2 separate regions of the Homo sapiens genome follow, and region 2 is linked to region 1. A link is a loop called in an ENCODE intact Hi-C map of the cell type or tissue named here. Cell type or tissue: IMR-90. All regions are shown on one strand. Links, peaks and the distances in the headings refer to the core of each region. The heading gives the core; the rest is flanking DNA.

The links. Hi-C counts contacts between places; a loop is a spot of excess contacts. Peaks named below come from ENCODE experiments on the same cell type or tissue, not always from the same donor. Only the 100,000 strongest peaks of a DNase experiment are listed, where the experiment ranks them.
Region 2: it touches region 1 in a loop (3-fold over the local background); 2 of 110 quality-filtered maps call a loop at or near these places.

Annotation. Positions count from the first base shown.
Region 1 is chr13:98,367,704-98,375,196 of GRCh38, forward strand. FARP1 (FERM, ARH/RhoGEF and pleckstrin domain protein 1) reads left to right here. Exons shown (of 27, transcript NM_005766.4): 5 at 414-492. Among named protein-coding and RNA genes, the nearest start is that of FARP1-AS1, 64 kb to the right of the region's middle. In IMR-90, for the core only: no CTCF peak of the experiment used is centred there; DNase peaks (open chromatin) are centred at 3,408, 3,708 and 5,348; H3K27ac peaks cover 3,247 bases.
Region 2 is chr13:98,209,777-98,217,269 of GRCh38, forward strand. FARP1 (FERM, ARH/RhoGEF and pleckstrin domain protein 1) reads left to right here. Exons shown (of 27, transcript NM_005766.4): 2 at 3,444-3,637. The coding sequence starts at 3,467. Among named protein-coding and RNA genes, the nearest start is that of MIR3170, 5.0 kb to the left of the region's middle. In IMR-90, for the core only: no CTCF peak of the experiment used is centred there; DNase peaks (open chromatin) are centred at 4,735 and 6,495; H3K27ac peaks cover 3,289 bases.

The sequences.
Region 1 (7,493 bases), core at 1,505-6,504:
TGATGAACATATTAGCAACTGTACCTTATAAATAGTTAAATATAATGAATTGCATAACTGATGTATGTTTTCATTATTTGGGTAAAACCAGCCAATTAGATACATTTTTGAAGACAAATGACTTTATTTTAAAAAACCTAGATAAAATTTAAGTCTGCAGAGAAAAAATTTAATAGCTCTATGTAGTACTTTTGTCACAGTATTTTTTAAAAATGGATCTCTCTTTCCCCACAATATGGAAGTGTGAATTAGTAGCTGAACTTGGCCAGTTGTTAAGTGACTTGGAAAATGGCAGATGTGCACTTGGCAGCTTGGAATGAGATGCATTATTTGTATTTGTAAAGTCTTTTTCTTTAATGGCATTTGAAACACAAATCAGTAAATGCTTTACTTCTTTTTTTCTTCTTCTTTAGGGCCAAAGCACGTTGTTGTTAAGTTTGTGGTGAAATTCTTTCCGCCTGACCACACACAACTCCAAGAAGAACTCACAAGGTTAGTGGTTTGGAAACTGTGTATTTTTTGCTACAGAGTACAGAGGAAAAGAGAAAATGAATGTTCTCAATTGATGACACAAACATTTTCATAATGTTTACTTGACCAGCATCTGTTCTGTACTGAACAGTTTAACCTTCCTCTTTCCCAGCCCTGCTTACAAAAATGGGGGGAGAAGTACTGTTTTCCCTAAAACTTGGTTTCTTGAAGGTTGTGATATGAAGTGAATCCTGGGCTTATACTCTGTTAATAGCACATTTTCCATCTTATATGTCACATCATGGACTGTTCTGGATGTGAATCTCTTCTGTGAAACCAACATGTCAACTCAGAGTTTGTCTTTGCCGCTGCCATGGGTGGTAGATTTGGCAGGAACTGGAGGTCAATTCTTTTCAAAGTGTGACCGCGTGGAAGAAGTGCAGGCATTGAGTCAGACCTGGCTTCGGCCACCATCCTGCCACTTGCTGTGACGGGCCAGTTACTTTCTCCCTTTGTGTTGCCATTACTTCCCCTATTACAGTGTGGACTCTAATGCTTGCTTGGCCAGAGTGGTTTTGAGGATAAGCAGTATTATACTAGAGTAGCTGGGATCCAGTAGGGACACTGTAAATGGTAACTATCAACACCACCATTGTCACCATCACCATCACTGTTTTCATTGTCGTCACCATCATCATCACCATCGTCATTATCACCATCATCACATCATCACTTCTACTCATTTTATATATACCTTTTTTTTTTTTTTGCAACAGAGTCTCTCTCTGTCGCCCAGGTTGGAGTGCAGTGACGCAGTCTCAGCTCACTGCAACCTCTGCCTCCCGGATTCAAGCGATTCTCCTGCCTCAGCCTCCTGAGTAGCTGGGACTACAGGTGCCCACCACCACACCCAGCTAATTTTATATTTTTAGTAGAGACAGCATTTCACCATGTTGGCCAGACTGGTCTCGAACTCCTGACCTCAAGTGATCCACCTGCTTCAGCCTCCCAAAATGCTGGGATTATGTGCGTGAGCCACTGCGCCCAACCTCATTTTATAATTTGAGGCAAGACTGATGGTGTTCCAAAAGAGGGCAGAGCTGGCAGGAACATGTGTGGATAAAATGATTCCCTTTGAAGAGAATCCTTCAGAGGACACTAATCTAACCAGCCTAATTCTTTTTTTTTTTTTTTTTTATCATTATTATACTTTAAGTTTTAGGGTACATGTGCACAATGTGCAGGTTAGTTACATATGTATACATGTGCCATGCTGGTGTGCTGCACCCATTAACTCCTCATTTAGCATTAGGTATATCTCCTAATGCTATCCCTCCCCGCTCCCCCCACCCCACAACAGTCCCCAGAGTGTGATGTTCCCCTTCCTGTGTCCATGTGTTCTCATTGTTCAGTTCACACCTATGAGTGAGAACATGTGGTGTTTGGTTTTTTGTCCTTGCGATAGTTTACTGAGAATGATGATTTCCAGTTTCATCCATGTCCCTACAAAGGACATGAACTCATCATTTTTTATGGCTGCATAGTATTCCATGGTGTATGTGTGCCACATTTTCTTAATCCAGTCTATCATTGTTGGACATTTGGGTTTAACCAGCCTAATTCTTGTCATACATGGTGTTCAAGCAGTGACTGTTTAATACCGAGGCCATCATATCCTTCCTCATCCCTCTCAGTACAGAGCACAGTATCTTGGGTCATCATTGATCATCATTTATCAAAGGGATGAAGATACTGATGTAATCAGCAATATTTATTAAGGGTTCCCTGTGTGCAAGCATTGTTCTAGGCACTGGGAGTGCAGTGATGAAAAGACAAGAATACTCTCATGGAAACAGACAAAGCGATTAAATAAACAAGATAATATCAGATAGCGGCAAGAACTCTTTAGGTAATTGAAGTAGGAGGATGTGATAGAGGTGCCTGGGTGATGACTTCAGGCTGGTGGGTCTGGGATGCCTCTTGAGGAAGTGAGAAGGAACCATCAGTCATTTACTGAGAGAGCTTTCTAGAGAGATGGAGCAGTCAGTACTCTGCCCAAGGCGGGAATCAGCTCCAAGCATTCAAATACATAAAGGAGGGCCAGCATGGCAGGAGTGTTGGGAGCGTCGTGGTGAGGTGGGAGAGAGGCTTGACACACATAGTGTTGAAAGATTGGCTGCCATGTGGATGTTAGGGGGAGAAGGAGAGTCCCAGGGCATCCTGTGAGGAGGCGGTCACATGGTGATGGCAAAGAAGCCACCAATAGGTAGCAGTAGAAATGGAGGCAAGTAGTTGTGTTTGGAACAGGTACCGGAAGCAGGGTCCCTCTGTCTTGGTGATGAGGTGGTGGTGGACTTTGAGGGAGGGAGAGGGGGCACTTAGATTTTTGGCTTGAGTGACTGGGGGGGAGATGGTGTTGGGGGTTACTAAAATGAGAAAAGGATGGAGGGAAGTGGAGGACTGTTGGGGAGTGGAGAGTCAGGGTGTTTCTGGCCAGGTCATGTTTGAGATACCTGTTAGCTGTCCCATGACCACAGCAGCAGCAGGAAGGACATCAGATACAGGAATGTGCAGCTCCAGGGAGACAGTGACAAAGACTTCCCACTGCTTTGTGTTTTCTGAACGTTTGTGCTGCTAATCATCCACGTCCACTTAGAACCCTCAAATCAGCGAAGAAGGCAAAGGCAGCCAGGAATTGGCAGAAAGCAGCAGCCTTCTGGGAGCTACCTGCATAGGAGGGACAGCCCGAGCTGCTAAGCCGGGTCTGCACAGGACTGAGGGCTGGCTGATGACAGGAGGGCCTTTCGCTGGGGCTGCTGGGTCTTGGTTTCTCAGGCTGGTTTTCCTGTCGTTGGAAACTGCATTGCCCTGAGCTCTGCGTGCTGAAATAAATCTAAGGGCAAGTCCAGCTGTTGGAGGAATGTAGTTGTGTTTGGAATAAGTAGCATCGGTAGCGTGCCTTTTCCTCATGTGAATCACCAGGGCTCTTTCTTGCTCAGGAAGTTGGAGGCACAAATCCTGTATCCCCTCACCCCCGCCCCCCGTTTTTTTTTTTTTTTTCATTAAAAATTCTGTTTTGCCAATAGTTTTGCACCTTTTCAATTTTTGTGAATCGTCTCTAGAGGTTTGCAGTTGGCTACCATTCTGGCCCTTGCTCTGAAACTCCATACAGCTGGTTACCATCGAGCCGCATGTGCCTGGTACATTGCCAGCTCCTCTGTCAGTGCTGATAAATTCCTAAAGTTACACGAGCTCAGCTGGACGGAGCAGGTTTTTGTTGTTTTTGTTTTCTGGCACCCAGTGTGAACTGACATTTAAGAAGTCTTTTCCAAGGAGACAGTTCTTTTGGCTCATTGTTGAATAAAATTGATCTGAAATTCCTACTTTTTTTTTTATCATCTCTCCATCACTCCCCACTTGGTACAAGGCATAGAGAACCTCATGGGGCCGATGTGTTGGGACTCTCGCATCTCAAATTCCTGTAGAAGCAAAAATGGACTGACTATTGAGATTTCAGGTGCTGTTCTTTGGCAGATGGTGAATGAGGGGATGCTGGGAGAAGCTCCATGTCAGCTGTGCTTTGTGGGGAGGGACGCATACACAGAAGTGGGACAGACGGAGAAACTGGCCTGTGGTTCAGCAAAGCATAAGTGACTCTAGCTCTGTAGTTAATGCTTTGGGCCTCCAGGAATAGCTCTTTCAGCTTCCCATTGATATAGATAGGAGATTAAATTGCACTCTTTTGTTAAACAAGAAGCTGGATTCCTTTCTATTTATTGAACTGCAGGTGGAATGCCATCCTATTGACAGCAGCACCCAGACACCTAGAAGGAGAAGCGTATTGACTCCTGGGTGCAGCCTCAAAACAACGAGTGAGGGTCTTTGGAAAAGATGATCCCAGTTTTTCTTTTTTTTTTTTTTTTTTTTTTGGCGATGGAGTCTCGCTCTGTCGCCCAGGCTGGAGTGCAATGGCACGATCTTGGCTCACTGCAACCTCCGCCTCGTAGGTTCAAGCGATTCTTCTGCATCAGCCTCCCAAGTAGCTGAGACTACAGGCACGTGCCACCACACCCAGCTAATTTTTGTATTTTTAGTAGAGACGGGGTTTCACCATATTGGCCAGGCTGGTCTCGAACTCCTGACCTCATGATCTGCCTGTCTTGGCCTCCCAAAGTGCTGGCATTACAGGCCTGAGTCGCTGCACCCTGCCACATGATCTCAGTTTTTCTTATCGTGTGGCTTGGAATCACTTTCCTTGTGCCATGTTTAGCCACCCTTTGTTCTTCCCCTTCTCTCTGGGCATCCCGTCTTCAGTTGGATCCAGCTTCTACTTGCCTGTGTTCTTATAGGTGAGGGGACCCTATCAGAACATGCTGCTCTGCGCCCTGCACGCCCTACTGAAGTGTTCTCTTAGACTGCAGGAGAATTCTAAATTGCTTATATGTAATAAGAAAAGAGGGAAGATGGTGGTTTTCCAGATGAAATAAATTATTCATATTGAAAGCAAGGCATCAAATGGGTGTGACATGTGACTCTTGCAGTCCCTAGGAGTGAAGTCCCTCTGTCTGCTCCTGCCATAATCGTTGTCCTCTCCTCACATGAGAGGTGGACTCTCCTCACGTCCACTCTTCTGCTAAGGAAACTTGATTCCATTTTGAGCGCTTTATGTTTTCATTGTGTTTACCGGTTCAGTTTTATTTAGTGCTCACCAAGTAAAACTTAGCCTCTAGCTCGCGTGAGACTGATTGGAATTGCTTCAGTGGACAGTACTAAAGGTGTTGCAGAATCTCTAAAGTTAGCATCGCGGCCAGCATGCTCAGCTTACAGCTCATGGTAAGAAAAGTGGACAGAGTTAGTACCCAGGAAGCTACTTCTCATGTTACAAGGGCCTTGGATCAGGAAGAGTCCATGTAATCAGGGGGAGTCACGTTCTTCCTTCAGCCTTCAAAATAGCCTTGTGCTCTCCCAGTAAACGTGTGTGTTTTCAGAACCTGATGCCATCTCGCAGCCCATGTGTGATTGTCACCAAAGGTCCCCAGAGCCTGCCAGACTGCCCATGCGTTTGTCCCTGAAAACCTCTTTGTGAACACAGAAACTCATGTTTGAAATGATAAATGGTAAAATATTCAGAATGTAATTTTAAAACAGGTAAAATATTCAGAATGTCATTTTAAAACATGAAGCCCTCCTATTTAATGAAAAACCGATTAGAAATTTGTAGCTCTACAAAGTGTTGGGCTCAAAAGACAGTGACTATAATCCAGCACGATAGTTTGTATTCCCACCTCCCACATGAGGTTTAGATTGTTTTATATTCTCTGCTTTTCTTCCCTTTGACTTTCCAGAGACAGACAGACAGACACACACACACACACACACACACACACACACACACACACACACACACAGAAAGGGGGTTGCGGGGAGAGACAGAAGGGTAGAGCAAGAGAACAAGAATAAAATTAGGGAGGTCAGAGAAAGTCCCACTGGTAGGTCTGTAGTCTGTAGGGCACTTTTTGCTGGTTATACAATTGCTGCTGTGGTTTTTTAGTTCTTAATAATAAAATTTCCTAAATGACTTAAAATGGATTATTCTTTTATTTTTAAAAACTGCCAACTTTTATTGAATATTTTTGTTCTAATAGTGTTTTCCATGTATCTCATTTAATTCTTATGGAAACCTCTATAGCTAATACTATTAAAGGCCCTTTTGAAAATCAAAAATACCCTTTCATTATTATAATAGTAGTAAACATACATTGTAGAAAGTTAGAATAGACAAATGAATAAGACTAAGAAAGTAGAAACATTGCATTCCCATTGCCCGTCACATTAGTAAGATATCCTTTCTGAATTTTTCTATGCATACATATGTACTTTTCATCTCATCTAATACATTGGCCATATTCACATTTCCCTATTTATCCCCTAACTGTCCTTTGTATCTGTTTATTCTAAAATAAGGTTGGCTAGGCACAGTGGCTCACATCTGTAATCCCAGCACTTTGGGAGGCTGAAGCAGGAGGATGTCTTGAGCCTAGCAGTTTGAGACCAGCCTGGGCAACACAGGGAGACCTGTCTCTACAAAAAATTTTAAAAATTAGCTGGGCATGGTGGTGTGTACCTGTAATCACAGCTACTCTGGAGGCTGAGGCAGGAGGATTGCTTGAGCCCCCAGAGGTTGAGGCTGCAGTGAGCAGTGATTGTACCACTGCACTCCAGCCTGGAAAACAGAGCAAGACTCTGTCTCAATCAGTCAATTAATCAATCAATTAAAAAAAACAGATCCACTCTAGGACCACATATTGCATCTAGTTAGTATGTCATCTGGGCCTATGTAAGTTAGTCCCTCATTTTCTTTTCCTCATGATAGCATCTTGTTGAAGAAACTGGACCAGCTACACTACACAGTATCCTACTTTCTGAATTTGCCTGCTAGCTTTCTTGTGGTGCTGTTTAACTTGTTCCTCTATCCTTTGTATTTTTCCAAAACTGGAAGTCATAGTCTGTTCTATGCTGCTATAAAGGAATACCTGAGGCAGGGTAATTTATAAAGAAAAAAGGTTTATTTTGCTCATGATTCTGGATGGCTAAAAAGTTCAAGATTGGGCATTGACATCTGCTGAGGGCCTCAGGCTGCTTCCACTCGTGGTAGAAGGCAAAGGGGAGCTGGCATGTGCAGAGATCACATGGTGGGAGAGGAGGTGGGTGGAACAGGGAGGTGCTAGGCTTTTTGTAACAACCAGCTCTCACAGGAAGTAACAGAGTGAGAACTCACTCACCCCCAAGGGAGGTTATTAGTCTATTCATAAGGGATCTGCCTTGACAACCCAAACACCTTTCACTGGGCCCCACCTCCAGCACTCAGGATGAAATCTCAACATGAGGTTTGGAGAGGACAGGAAATTCATTCTAGGGCTTGACTGATACACTTAAACATTTGGGCTGGAGTCTGTCATAAGTGATGTTGTGTGCTTCATATTTCATTAATGATTAGAGATTGTTCATTGGATTCAGGTGGT
Region 2 (7,493 bases), core at 1,695-6,694, 160 kb before region 1:
ATAGAGTAAAACTGTGTCTCAAAAAAAAAAAAAAAAAAAAAAAAAAAAAAAAAGAAAAAGCCGGGGGTGGTGGTGCACGCCTGTAATCCCAGCTACCCGGGAGGCTGAGGCAGGAGAATTGCTTGAACCTGGGAGGTGGAGGTTGCAGTGAGCCGAGATTGCGCCACTGCACTCCAGCCTAGGTAACAGAGTTTGAGATTCCATTGCAAATAATAATAATAATCATAATAATAATAGTAAAATAAAATTAATAAAAAATAAAAAAAACTTTGTTGATACTATAGTACAATGTATAGAATGGTAGAATGGCTTCTTGGGAAAGGGGGAATAGTTGGTGGGGTGGGTGGCTGGAAAGAAATGAAGGGTGACTTTTTCTCAAATGTGAGTGAGACGCAGCTCACAGTTCCATTCCTTGCACCCCAGATAGCTCTGTGGTGCCCCTTCTGTGGCCCCTTTGTCCAGAAGTGCCCCCTGGGGGTCTCTTTTTCCCATTTCTTCTTTCTCCATGACCCTCACCATTGGGCCTGATGGTTCATTTTGCTTTTTTGGTTATACATTCACCTCCTTTCATTGATTCTAATGGCTTTCACCCTGAACCCATAGCCCAGACCCAGCCTGGACAGGACAGCTCCCAGACAGGACAACCCACAGGATGTCCTTTTATAGCCCCAGGGAGCATTCCAAAGCACACTCACACCTCCCCCTCCTACTTCCTCCCTTCTGCCCTGATTTCAAACTTTCTCATCAGTGTTGGACTTTCTTTTTCGTTTTTCTATCTTTTCTTTTTTTTTGAGACAGAGTCTCGCTCTGTCGCCCAGGCTGGAGTGCGGTGGCGCGATCTTGGCTCACTGCAACCTCCGCCTTCCGGGTTCACGCCATTCTCCTGCCTCAGCCTCCCGAGTAGCTGGGACTACAGGCGCCCGCCACCACGCCTGGCTAATTTTCTGTATTTTTAGTAGAGACGGGGTTTCACCATGTTAGCCAGGATAGTCTCCATCTCCTGACCTCGTGATCTGCCCGCCTCAGCCTCCCAAAGTACTGGGATTACAGGCGTGAGCCACCGCACCCAGCCCAGTGTTGGACCTTTACCTCCTCTTGGTAGCTAACCATTTTTAACATTGGGTTAGTTTTTCCACAGAAGTAGATTTTATAGCATCACCTTTTGATTTCCATTGCTGCTGTCCAGATTGGCACTTCAAGCATGAATTGTTACAGGTGATTTGTAACTGGATGCCCCAGCCCCTGCCCTCCCAACCCTCTTTCTTTAGTTATATATAGTACCATCCTCAGGCTCATTTTTCTGAAATTGTTGTTGTTGTGTTGTTACTCTTCCCTCAGTGGCTCCTGCTGCCTGCAGGGTAAAGACCATATTTTTCAGCCAGGCATTTGAAGTCCTCTAAAGGAGGGGTCCCCAGATCCTGGGCCGTGGACCAGTGGTCCGTGGCCTTTCAGGAACTGGGCCGCACAGCAGGAGGTGAGCGGCAGGCGAGCATCACCACCTGAGCTCCGCCTCCTGTCAGATCAGCTGCAAGCATTAGATTCTCATAGGAGCACAGACCCTGTTGGGAACTGCGCATGCGAGGGATCTAGATTGTGCGCTCCTTATGAGAATCTAATGCCTGATGATCTGAGGTGGAACCATTTCATCCCGCAACCATTGCCTCTACTTTGTCTGTGGAAAAACTGTCTTCCACAAAACAAGTCCCTGGTGCCACAAAGGTTGGGGACCGCTGCTCTAGCACCTGACTTCAAATCATTTCTAAAATACATCTTGAACTCTCTGGCTCTGATTCTCACTCTTTTTTGCCTGTGCCATCGTGTTTCTGTCCCGTAACTCTGTGGATGCCATTCCACTTCCCAGGAGTGCCTTTTCCTTGTCTGTCTCCTGTCTCTTTCCAAGTATTTTCCAACATTTGAGACCAACTTGAGTTCAATTCTCACCTTCTCCATGATGGAAGGCTTCCCTCTCTTTTAACCACTTCATCTCACCTGGAAATCTCGTTCCCTTATGTCCTTCTGACACTAAATATGCAGCCACATATAAATATACTGGCTGAGTGGTCCAGTCGTTAAGCAGCCAGTATTGACCTCCACTCCGTGTGAGGCATTGTGCCTAGGTAGGCGCTGAGCTGCAAAGGACATTCGAGATTGGGTTCCTGCTTTAAGGGCATCACAGTGCCTTCTCCACACACGTGGGCTCAACCACCATGATGTGGCTTTGACAGCCACGAGCACAGAGGGGATAACACATGTGCTCTGCACCAGATGCCAGGATGTGACATTTGTTTTCGTTTTTGAGATGGAGTTTCACGCTTGTCCCCCAGGCTGGAGTGCAGTGGTGCAATGTTGGCTCACTGCAACCTCCACCTCCTGGCTTCAAGCGATTCTCCTGCCTCAGCCTCCCAAGTAGCCAGGACTACAGGTACATGCCACCACACCTGGCTAATTTTTGTGTTTTTAGTAGAGGTGGGGTTTCACTATGTTGGCCAGGCTGGTCTCGAACTCCTGACCTCAGGTGATTCACCCACCTTGGCCTCCGAAAGTGCTGGGATTACAGGCGTGAGCCACCGTGCCTGGCTGGGATGTGACATTTGAACTGAATTTTAAAGCAGTGGTAGAAGTTTCCAGGTGAAGAAAGAGGGCAAAGCACTCAGCCACAGCAAGCCACGCATGTGGAGACCTGGAGCCAGACAGAGGCAGCGAGAGGGGAGGGAGAAGCTGAGGGTGTCATTAGACAAGAGTAGACTATCTGGGGAGGAAAGATGATTGTTTTTAGGAAAATAACTGTTGATAGTATAGTATAGTGTGTAGAATGGCTTCTTGGGAAAGGGGAAATAGTTGGGGGGGTGGGTGGCTGGAAAGAAATGAATTATTAGGTGGTTATTGTAATAGAAATAGACACTAGAAACCAAGAAAAATGACCCTACTCTCTGTTGCCTCTGTATGAGTGTATGTCTGCGAGTGTATGTCTATTTCCTCAACCAGATTATTAGCCCGAGCTCTGCAGTGCGCGTTTTACCTGTTTATCTTTAGAATACCCACAGTACTTAGCATGTAACTATGTCCATAAAGGTAATTAATGGATGCTAATGATATGGTTTAGGCACTGTTTATCATCTTCCCACCAGACTTCAATGTGTAAAAAGTAGTGCCTAGCCTAGCTCATTGTAGACACTGAATAATTAAGAACAGACTGTAAAACGAGAAAGGAATAAAATATGCAACAATATGCAAAATTATTCAAAAGAATAAAGTATGCAAAAAGTATTTGCATGCCTTGAGTGCTTAAAGGTGACTTTGTGAGTGAACCGATGCCTCCCTATATGTGATTCCTGTGCAGGGGATGGAGCCCCCTGCCCACCTGGGTGGGGTTCAAGGTGGCACACAGCTTGGGTGGTAGTCTCCTATTCTGATGTGTTTTTCTTTCTCACTGCTTCCTGCAGATATTCTCTAAGCCGCTTTCATCATGGGAGAAATAGAGCAGAGGCCGACCCCAGGATCACGACTGGGGGCCCCGGAAAATTCGGGGATCAGTACCTTGGAACGTGGACAGAAGCCGCCCCCAACACCTTCAGGAAAACTCGTGTCCATCAAAATCCAGATGCTGGATGACACCCAGGAGGCATTTGAAGTTCCAGTAAGTTGGGGGCTTATCTGTAACCCAGGAGTGTGGTAGGGGACAGCCTTTGGTGTGAGGAGGTTCGGCTCATTCCCATGGCCAGTGACATGAGGCGGCTGGAGGTCCTGCATGTTCAGCACCTCCCTCCCCGCCCCCCAATGGCCCCGCTGACCCGTTCTGGTTTCGAGCTCTCCAGTGTCTAGATTTATGCTTGAACCACCCACATAGTGATGTCAGTGGCCTCGGCACTTGAATTTTACTATGAACTTTCATTCAAATATATATATGTAATCTAAGTGCATATGTATATGTTATGTATATATATGTAACTGGAGGGAAGAGTGGTCTTGTGGCTGGATCCCAGTTTAATTTACTGGTCATAGACAATTCCTCTCTCACATTGGTGCTTGTGCGTGTGTGTTTGTGGCAGGGGGGCTGTCGAACTCAAGTCCCGGTTACTGGCAAGAACAGTCCCGAGAGCATCATTAAAGAGCCACGTGTGTTTTCATGTGAGGGAATCAGGAGAGCCTGTGCATGCAACCCCACAGGGCAGGTGTGGGAGTATCGAAAAGCCTCCTTCCGAGCCTGCCATATGGCAGCCCTAGAGATGGGGAGGCCCTGCCACCGCAGGGCCCTGGACAGAGCAGCCTGGGGGCCGGAGGTGTCACAGGAGGAGCCGGCAGCCTGGGCCCCTCAGCAGCTGGAGCCGTTGGAGCCGCTGGAACCTCTGGTGCTCCTCACTTCTGCTGTTCTTCTCCGAGCCCCTGCCTGGCCTCTCCCAGCCTCCTCCTCAGATCGCTCCTGCGGGAGGATGAGAAGCTGCCGCCTGCTTCGTGCAGCTGGTGCACATCTTATTCCCGGCAGGAGAGGAAGTGGGAGTGTCTGGCTGGCTAAGCAGCAGGCCCACTCCCTCTCATCGGCTCAGTCCAGAGAACTCTTAACACTCCTCGGATCTAGTATTTTGGGTTTTCTGTCTGGAGTATCAAATACCATGTCTAATATTGTTTGTGGAGGAGGAAGATAACTCTTGAATTCCAAGCAGCCAACTTACAAACAAACTCTGGGAGCACACCTGTTTTTAACATAGAGATGATCTGTGTGTCATTCCTGTTGGCTAGAGGGGCTGGAATTTAGTAGTCGGCATTAACGTTGGTAACCCATCATTTAATCACTTATGGGATATGAGTCAGCGAATTATATTTATTTCAAAGAACATTGCTCAGAGCACATGAACTAACATTAAATGTCTCAGGAAAAGATAAACTCAGAACAGCTATGCTTAAAACCACCAATTTATTGCGCACTGCAAACAACCTTTGTGTTTTCTGATTTTCTTGTGGAATTTGTATCTTTCAAGGACTTGGGACAGCTTTGTATTTTGGTGAACAAAGCTATTGCTCATCTGCTAAAATCATAGACTGTTGAGGAGAGCCCCTGCCATGCAGTTAGAATTGGGCCTCCTGGCACACGTGGTCCGTATGTGCGCCACCTCACCCACTTTTTTGTCTTTGTTGCCAGACTGGTTCAGTGAGGTGTTTCGTTTCAGTGTTTCCTGTTGAGCACTGTGAAGGACTTCTGAGCCCAGGTTTCTAGCACACACATTCTATTACACGGTGTTTCTGAGTGGGTTGGACTGTGGAACTGGCAAATGCTGCTCTTGTGTGCACTCACTCCAGGGATCGTTGGACTGTGCTCACCTGCAGTTCTTCTTGAAACCAAAGAAAGTCAAGACCCCATTCCTAGCTACTATTTAGCAGCTATCCAGGAACTCCCTGCCCAAGAAGTAGTAATAGAAATGTGTTTTTATCTTTTAAAATGATTTTTCTTCATAATTTCTGATGGCTTATGCTTTGCATTTATAAGCCCTTTGTCTGGAAGGAACCTTTCTCATGCTCTCTAATAAACTCCTGTGCATTCTTAAAAGCCCTATCAGTTTTACCTGGATGCCTACTCTCTCAAGCAGGGCTTTTTCTTCCTTCCTGCAGACCACTTTACTCATATACCTGTCAGATGCACAAGGGAGCCTGGGTTCAAATCCCAGCATCTCCTACTGAGAGTTGTGCAGCGTGAACAAGTTATTTAACCTGTCTGTATCGATAAAATGAGGCTAATAATAAACTCGACTTTATACTATATGAGAATAAAAAAAGAGGTGACACAAAGTGTTTGGAGCAATTCTTGACATGTAGTAAGAGCTTAACTAAATAGTAGTAATGACATGCACGTCCAACTGCCTGCCTGTTCTGTCTATATCCCCAGCATCTAGCATGGCACCTGGCATATAGTAGCTGCTAATTAAATGTTTGCTGACTGTTAGAGTGAGTGTGAGTTTATTTTACAAGTAGAATTAATGCCATTGTTCGTTTTCACATGTCTCCTCCATTCATATTTTTCTTTTTCTCTTTTTTTTTTTTGAGACGGAGTCTTGCTGTGTCTCTAGGCTGAAGTGCAGTGGTGCGATCTCAGCTCATTGCAAACTCCTCCACCTGGGTTTAAGCGATTCTTCTGCCTCAGCCTCCCAAGTAGCTGGTACGATAGGTGCCTGCCACCACACCCAGCCAATTTTTGTGTTTTTAGTAGAGACGGGCTTTTACCATGTTGACCAGGATGGTCTTGATCTCCTGACCTCGTGATCCGTCCGCCTTGGCCTCCCAAAGTGCTGGGATTACAGGTGGGAGCCATCACACCTGGCCATATTTTAATTTTTCTAGTTTGGTCAGAATCTTTCTCTTAACCTCTGGGAAACAGATGTATTCCTTAACTGGCTGTAGAAAGTCACATATCAGCATTTTTATTGGTGGAGCTGATTCTGAGTCAGTACCTCATGCTGTTTAAGAGCAGCCACGGCCAGGCCAGCAGCAGCTGAAAGGCATGGGGGCTGGCTGTGATGGCCCAGTCATCAGGGATTGGGAGGAAGGTGACTACAGGGTTGTGAGAGACTCAGCTCCCCAGTCTTGCTTTAAAACCTTGCTGTGAAACTTTTTGCTGGGAATTCAAGGCCAAGTGTCTGACCCTGGAAACGTCCTTTGATGGAGTGCCCCAAGTGAATGACTTCTCATGGCTCAGTCACATTTGCCACGCAGCTGAGCTGGGCACGTGGCCAGAAGTCCCTGCAGTTTCCTTTGGGGATGACTGGTGTCTTTCCCTGGGGGTTGAATTTCCTGGGCCTTTGCTTATTAATTTTATTTTAAAATACGGAATTATAGGCAAAGCAGTCATTTAAAATGCAAATCCCCTAAACACTTCCTGGAACAAAGAACCACACCATCTTCTCCATGGTGTCTCCGTCCTTCTTTGTACCCTAAAAAAATTATTATTAAAGAGATCTACCTTTTGGGAGGCTTTGGCAGTTAGCTCCACGATCTTTTCCATTCTGTAGCTGTTTCCACAAGCACCTCTGTGGTTGAACTTGGACTGTCTTTTTAGGTATTTCCTCTGCAGAGTGGAAAGTTCAAGCGCAGTATTTATAGTAAATTCTTGCATGGTGTTTTTTCATCTTTATGTGGAAAACACCGTGCAAATAAGCTTCAGCCTGTGGTTTATGATATATGCAGCTTTCTCTTCCAACCAGAGGTTATGAAACAGAGTGACTCTTGGGCATCTGAAAGGGTTAATAAGGTGCCCCTATGCCCGCCCAGGCCATTTCCCTGATGGTTCCTGGGAAGGTTTTCTGTGTCCCCTCCTCGTGACCCGGCGGGTAAACAAACACAGTTCCCACTGACATTAGTAGGATGAAGCAGATGGTTTCCTCTCCAAGTGTTTATTCAGTTTATGTATTTTCATTAGCAGTGTTTCTATAGGAAGAGCAGAGGAAATAAGACACAGCCATTTTTATTTTTTATTTTTATTTTTATTTTTTGCTTCTTTTGAGCAG